Linked DNA regions of Mus musculus: region 2 is linked to region 1. The links are chromatin loops, found by intact Hi-C in ENCODE. Cell type or tissue: gastrocnemius. All regions are shown on one strand. Each heading gives the region's core, and the rest is flanking DNA. Links, peaks and the distances in the headings are about the cores only.

Region 1 (2,813 bases), core at 239-2,738:
TGCAGCAGCCAGCAGCAGCCAGGCAGGGCTGTCAGCGTGAGCCTCATCATTTCTGTCACCAAGCTTGAGCCACGAGGCACTGTGATTGCTTACCAATAAGGCCTGAAGAGCTCAAAGTGCAGGTAGATTAAGTCATAAATAGTTCAGTTTTAAGCCAGCTTTCCCATCCACGGAAATGTGAGTCTGGGGTAGGGAGGGGGAAGGAACAGATTTCATCAGAGGGTAGTCATGCTCAGAACATTTATAATGAGAAAGCTGCTTGTGACTAGATGAATGGTCCACAGGGCATAAACCAAAAATGTTACCTATCTTTCATCATATTACAACGTGTGCTAATTACTTGTTGCAAGTTATTTATAAAATACAAATTTGTACAGCTAACAATGTTTAAAAAACAATTAGCAAAGTGAACCAGCATGGATAAGAAAAAAATTTAAAAACTGGATCGTATAGGATTTGTTGTAACCAAAAACAAAGTCACTCCTATAATAAATCACCTGTCTGAATTTTTATCAACTCGACGGCAATTTTTATTCACAGTTTACTTACTAACAGTCTGTTTAGAGTTGCTTCATTAAAGCTAGGTTGTTGCCAAAAGTGGCAAACAGTTTTGCATTCTGTAGGGAACTGGGACTGTATGGGTTAAAAGGCTTGATTTAAACTTTGCATAAAGCATGTGTCTGTGGCAGACACCCTGAGTCACCTTGGGGTGTTTCTTCCTTTCGCCCCGTTTGCCCATTTCCCATCCTGTCTATTTTTCTTCCTGTCTCTTATCCAAGCCTGCAAAACTCCACCAGGAGGGAACGAGTGAGTGCAGTGCTGTGGAAGTTCTGAGACAGAATCAGCTCTGCCACTCACTGTAAAGCGGGACGCCAGAGCCATCTCAGTGTGGCCGGAAGTGGATTAACAGTGCCTTCAACTCCTCGGTGTATGAAGAAACAGAAAATATTGCCATATCCAGTTCTAAAATTACAACTATTCCACAGGCTGTGCCTTCATCAAAAACGCTTCTGTGTGTATTTTCCTCAACAACTGCAAATCCGTTTCTAGATATACGAGTCCAGTTTTTATGCAAGGATTGAGGGCAACCACGGTTGAAACAGTCAGACTTGAGGCTTGCTTGCTTGCGGAAATAAAGTATCTTTGCTATCTGTGAGTTGTGTTTTGCTGCTCAGTGAACAGTTTGGGCTTTGTATCTTCCTTCCCTAATACCCAAATACTGTTTCAGAAACACAAAGTAAGATGGCGCCCCTGCTCAGGTCTTATTTTCGCTTCCTCTAGTTTCTGCTGGGAAGAAGTTTGCTTCGTCTTAAGTTGCCACGTTGTCATTCGCCGTCCACAGTAGTTGGCTTTATCTGAGATACATTTGTCCTTATACTGGGAAAAAGCATCACTGTTTCTGATTGTGATTTGAGCTATGTTTCCAAGCTAAACTGTAATCAACAATTTCACTCAGTAGTGTGGTGTCCTATCAAAACATAAATATCAAATTAACTGTGAGTAGTAGCTCCAAACCAAACCGGATCAGCCAAGTGAACCTTTCAAACAACTCAGATAAGATTGGTTTTTGCAGCCGGATGGAGTATTAAAATTTTCTCCTTCGTTTGTGCGGACAATCCTATTTTGAACACTAGATGGCGATATGAACTCGCTGAATTTGGAACCCGACCAGCCTATCCATAATTTCAAAGAGAAAAAAAGATGAGGATTTTCCTTAACTGATTTGATAGTCTGACACGGGGTGTTAGGAAGTGGATTTATATGATGTAACAGCTATTTCATTAAGCTTCTGTGAGAAAGAACGCATCCTCTTCTGGCAGGAAAAACGCGTCTGCTTCTAAAACACCAGCCAGGGAAATCGGGAGGCTTCATACAGAGGGAGGAGAGGGGAATGGCAGATAGGCTTGCTGGCCAATTTGACTGCTTCAAAACTGACTTAAATATTTTTCTTGACTACTTGACAGTCAAAATGGTGAAGGCAGTTTGTTTGTGTCAACACAGGGTGTATTTTGTGTGCCACAAAGTGAATGTCTATATTGCTAGACTTCCTGCCTGCCTCTTTTGTAGCGTAGCTATTTGGTCAAGTTGGTTAGGGCAGTCTACTACTACTGAAACCACAGTCACTGTGGGAATAAGTTCTGCTCTGTGGGAAAGCCTGTCCTCGATTTTAGCCAGTCATTGGACAAGTGCCTGATCTATAGATACTCCTGTGCATGGAAGTCCAGATGATCAAAAAAGGAACATCTTTGCAGGAAGGGAAAACAAAACAAAACAAAACAAAACAAAACAAAACAAAACAAAACAGTAAGAATCGCATAGTACATATCCCATGAATGGCAAATCCTGTGTGTCACTTCTCTAGAAAGGACTCAAGTAAATACTTTAAAAACTCAACTCTCTTGATGAGCACAGCCATATTCTTTGTCCCTAGAACCAGGTATATTCTGCACACAACTGCTTCAAACTGAAAGAGAAAGGAGGGAAAAATAGTTGGAATCCCACCAACCTCACAACATAGTCACAAAGACCAACAGGCAAACAAACATCAAGGAGTGCGCTAACTACTGCAAGGAAGAGATTTACACCCAAACTGCAAAGGAAGTGAATAAGAGTCGGTGTTTAAGGCCAGTCACTGAATTAAGATTCAAGCAATGGCATGAAATCAGCTCTAAGGTATGTCCAAAGGCATTCCAGATGATAAAGTAACAGTCTAAGAAACCAACAAATTACAGAGTGGGTGTTTAAGAATACCTGTCCCCATGCCAGGAATGTGGTCTCTATGGTGGCACATGCCACGAGCTATGTGGATGAGA
Region 2 (2,813 bases), core at 191-2,690, 380 kb after region 1:
ATACAGAAGCTGAGGAAGAACAGCCAAGGGTCTACTGTTTGGGAAAGGTTCCCTCTCCAAAAGAAAATAGTCGAGAGATAATAAGGAGAGACCTTTAGCCACCCTGTTCGATCCTTCTTGAAGAAAAAGCAAATCTCTCCCTCTCCCTCTCCCTCTCCCTCTCCCTCTCCCTCTCCCTCTCCCTCTCCCTCTCCCTCTCCCTCTCCCTCTCCCTCTCCCTCTCCCTCTCCCTCTCCCTCTCCCTCTCCCTCTCCCTCTCCCTCATCCCTCATCCCTCATCCCTCTCCCTCATCCCTCATCCCTCTCCCTCATCCCTCATCCCTCTCCCTCATCCCTCATCCCTCATCCCTCATCCCTCTCCCTCCTCCCTCCTCCCTCCTCCCTCTCCCTCTCCCTCTCCCTCTCCCTCATCCCTCATCCCTCTCTTTCCATCCCTCCCTCCCACACCTTCTCCTTTTCTCTCTTTTTCTCTCAACAAAACTGTAACACCCTGGCAAGATTACATTTCTTGATCTAGTCACAAGGCTATTATTTGCTCTACAAAAATTCATTGACCTGTATATTTATATTTGAACACTTTTATATGTCTGTACTCTGTTTAAATTATTATTGGGAATCTTTGAGGTGTGCTTGCTCCTTTATTCTATTTGAATGGTTTCCTTCTAAAACATGGCTAAGGGCTCCAGGTTTAGGAAGGCAGGCTGGAGACATGCTGTCACCTCTGCTCGCTCAGAGGCTACCATCAAAGTCTAAAAATATTTTTCAAGGAGTGAAGACAGAAGAGGCATGGGAAAGAGGTAGGGGGCCAGAAAAGTTCATGTCTGTAGTGGAAAAAAGTCAAGAAAAGTTTTCTCCTAAACCCATAGCATTATTCTTTCCAGAGGGGTCCTGAAGAGCACTAGCGCAGAGGCAGCTTCCGCAAAAAGAAGTTGATGGACCGATGATAAGTGAATTCACTGTGGCTTTGGGCTGTGGTGAGATCCAAGCCCCTGTTGCTTTTGGTGTAGCTTAGATGGCTTTGCTTCCACCCATCCAGCCTCAGCGTTCAGAAGAATAAGAAGCTGAAGATTTTAGTTCTCAATGTGAAAAATGAAACTTGCTTTTTTTTCTTGCAGGATTCTTTAAGATATTTTGGAACCTAAAGGAGAAGCAGAGAAGAGCCAAGGATAACAAACCATTGGTCACCGAGGACATTAATTAGAAGATAAAGCAGCTCCATCCAGTGGTAAAGAACACTAACGCATTCCGCCTCAGTAAAGCGCTTCTTTCTATAACAAGGAAGGCTTCTATGGGCCTGGAAAATTCTGTCTTCTAGAGCCAGCTCTCCTGTTTGAGGAAGCAGCATGCCAAGAAAACAGAATGATACAACTTCTGAAGGAATTCACAACAAACACATACTATAAATCTTAATATATGTAATATATACACATATATACATATATATACATATGTATATGAACGCAAAATATGGACTCTAATCACTTAATAAAAACTGTCAATGTAAACATGGTATGGGAAGAAAACATATTCATAGAACACAAGGAAAAAGTACAGGTATGTAATTAGAATGTTCACATTGGCAAAAAATAATAACAAAGAGCAAAAATAACAATGTTACACGAAAACAACTGAAGAACATAGCAGAAAGTAATGGGCTTGGAAGAAAAAAAGGAAAAATTCTAGGTGACAACGAATCTAAGTGCCGAACTGAGAAAATCAGACAACAGACAGACACAAACTGGGCTGCAGGGACTGGGGACAGTTGCATCAAGAAACACAATTTCACAATAATAGAGCTAGGTTCACATTCCATGCACAGATAGAGAAAGAAAGATTTTTTGCACATGTGCACAGCAATCAGAACTCAGGCTCTATAAACAATGAGGCTTTTGAGAAAGCTATCTTGTCAGTGAGCAGCTTGAAAAATATCCTTTACTTGCTTGTGTGTGTATGGAGGAAATTTGTCTTCACTTACAATTCTATCTTAGAGGAATAACAGGTTAAAGGCATGGGACAAAATGAAATTAGAATTTTTGGTATTTGGTAACACGCTCTTTGTGCCAAGAGATTATCTAAAAACTGTCCAAATCCCAGTCTCACTATATTGGGGCACCCATGCAGAAGCAAGTCTAAAATTATTTTATATTAGTCCTTCTACAAACAGAAGCTGAGAACTGTTATAACAAAGGTACAATGTTCTGAAGATGAGCTCACAACAACAACAACAATAAAAATAGAAAACAGATGAAAATGATTTGAGCATAAGTCAGAACCAGAAGATACAATAAAAAGTGTGGGAATCTGAAGAGACTAAGATAAATCCATCACAAAATAATTTTCTTTAACTAGAAAAGGATATAGAAACCACAAACTCTTACATCCATAAAGTGTGAAAAATTAAACCAAATATAAAATCTAAAAATAAAAAATACAGTGAAATATAAAAAATCTCCAATTGAAACATAAGCCAGAATAGATTGGGTAATCAAAACACAAGACATAGTTAAAGAGATAATTAGTAAAGTGGAAGTTAGACCTCAGAAAAGTACCTGAATAGAACAAAGAAATATACAGAGATGGAGAACAATAGATGACATTGTCAGACATTCAGGCAGAATATGGATATCTAATGTGTACTTAAGAGGAGATTCAGAAAAAGAACACAGAGAAAGAGGAAGACCGACAAGAAAATATCCTGACTATGGATTTTTTTTTAATTAATGAGGTTTTCTAAAGAGCCAGCATTAAAAAGAGATAAACGAAAGGAAATTCATATCTTAACTAATTTTACATAAACCCCAGGACATCAGAAG

What was found. Hi-C counts contacts between places; a loop is a spot of excess contacts. Peaks named below come from ENCODE experiments on the same cell type or tissue, not always from the same donor. Only the 100,000 strongest peaks of a DNase experiment are listed, where the experiment ranks them.
Region 2: it touches region 1 in a loop (4-fold over the local background); 9 of 42 quality-filtered maps call a loop at or near these places.

What each region holds. Positions count from the first base shown.
Region 1 is chr1:138,326,804-138,329,616 of GRCm38, forward strand. No RefSeq gene overlaps it. Among named protein-coding and RNA genes, the nearest start is that of Atp6v1g3, 54 kb to the left of the region's middle. In gastrocnemius, for the core only: a CTCF peak has its summit at 1,627 (motif pointing right); no DNase peak of the experiment used is centred there; H3K4me3 peaks cover 229 bases.
Region 2 is chr1:138,702,280-138,705,092 of GRCm38, forward strand. It overlaps the pseudogene Gm8790. Among named protein-coding and RNA genes, the nearest start is that of Gm5833, 22 kb to the left of the region's middle. In gastrocnemius, for the core only: a CTCF peak has its summit at 1,239 (motif pointing left); no DNase peak of the experiment used is centred there.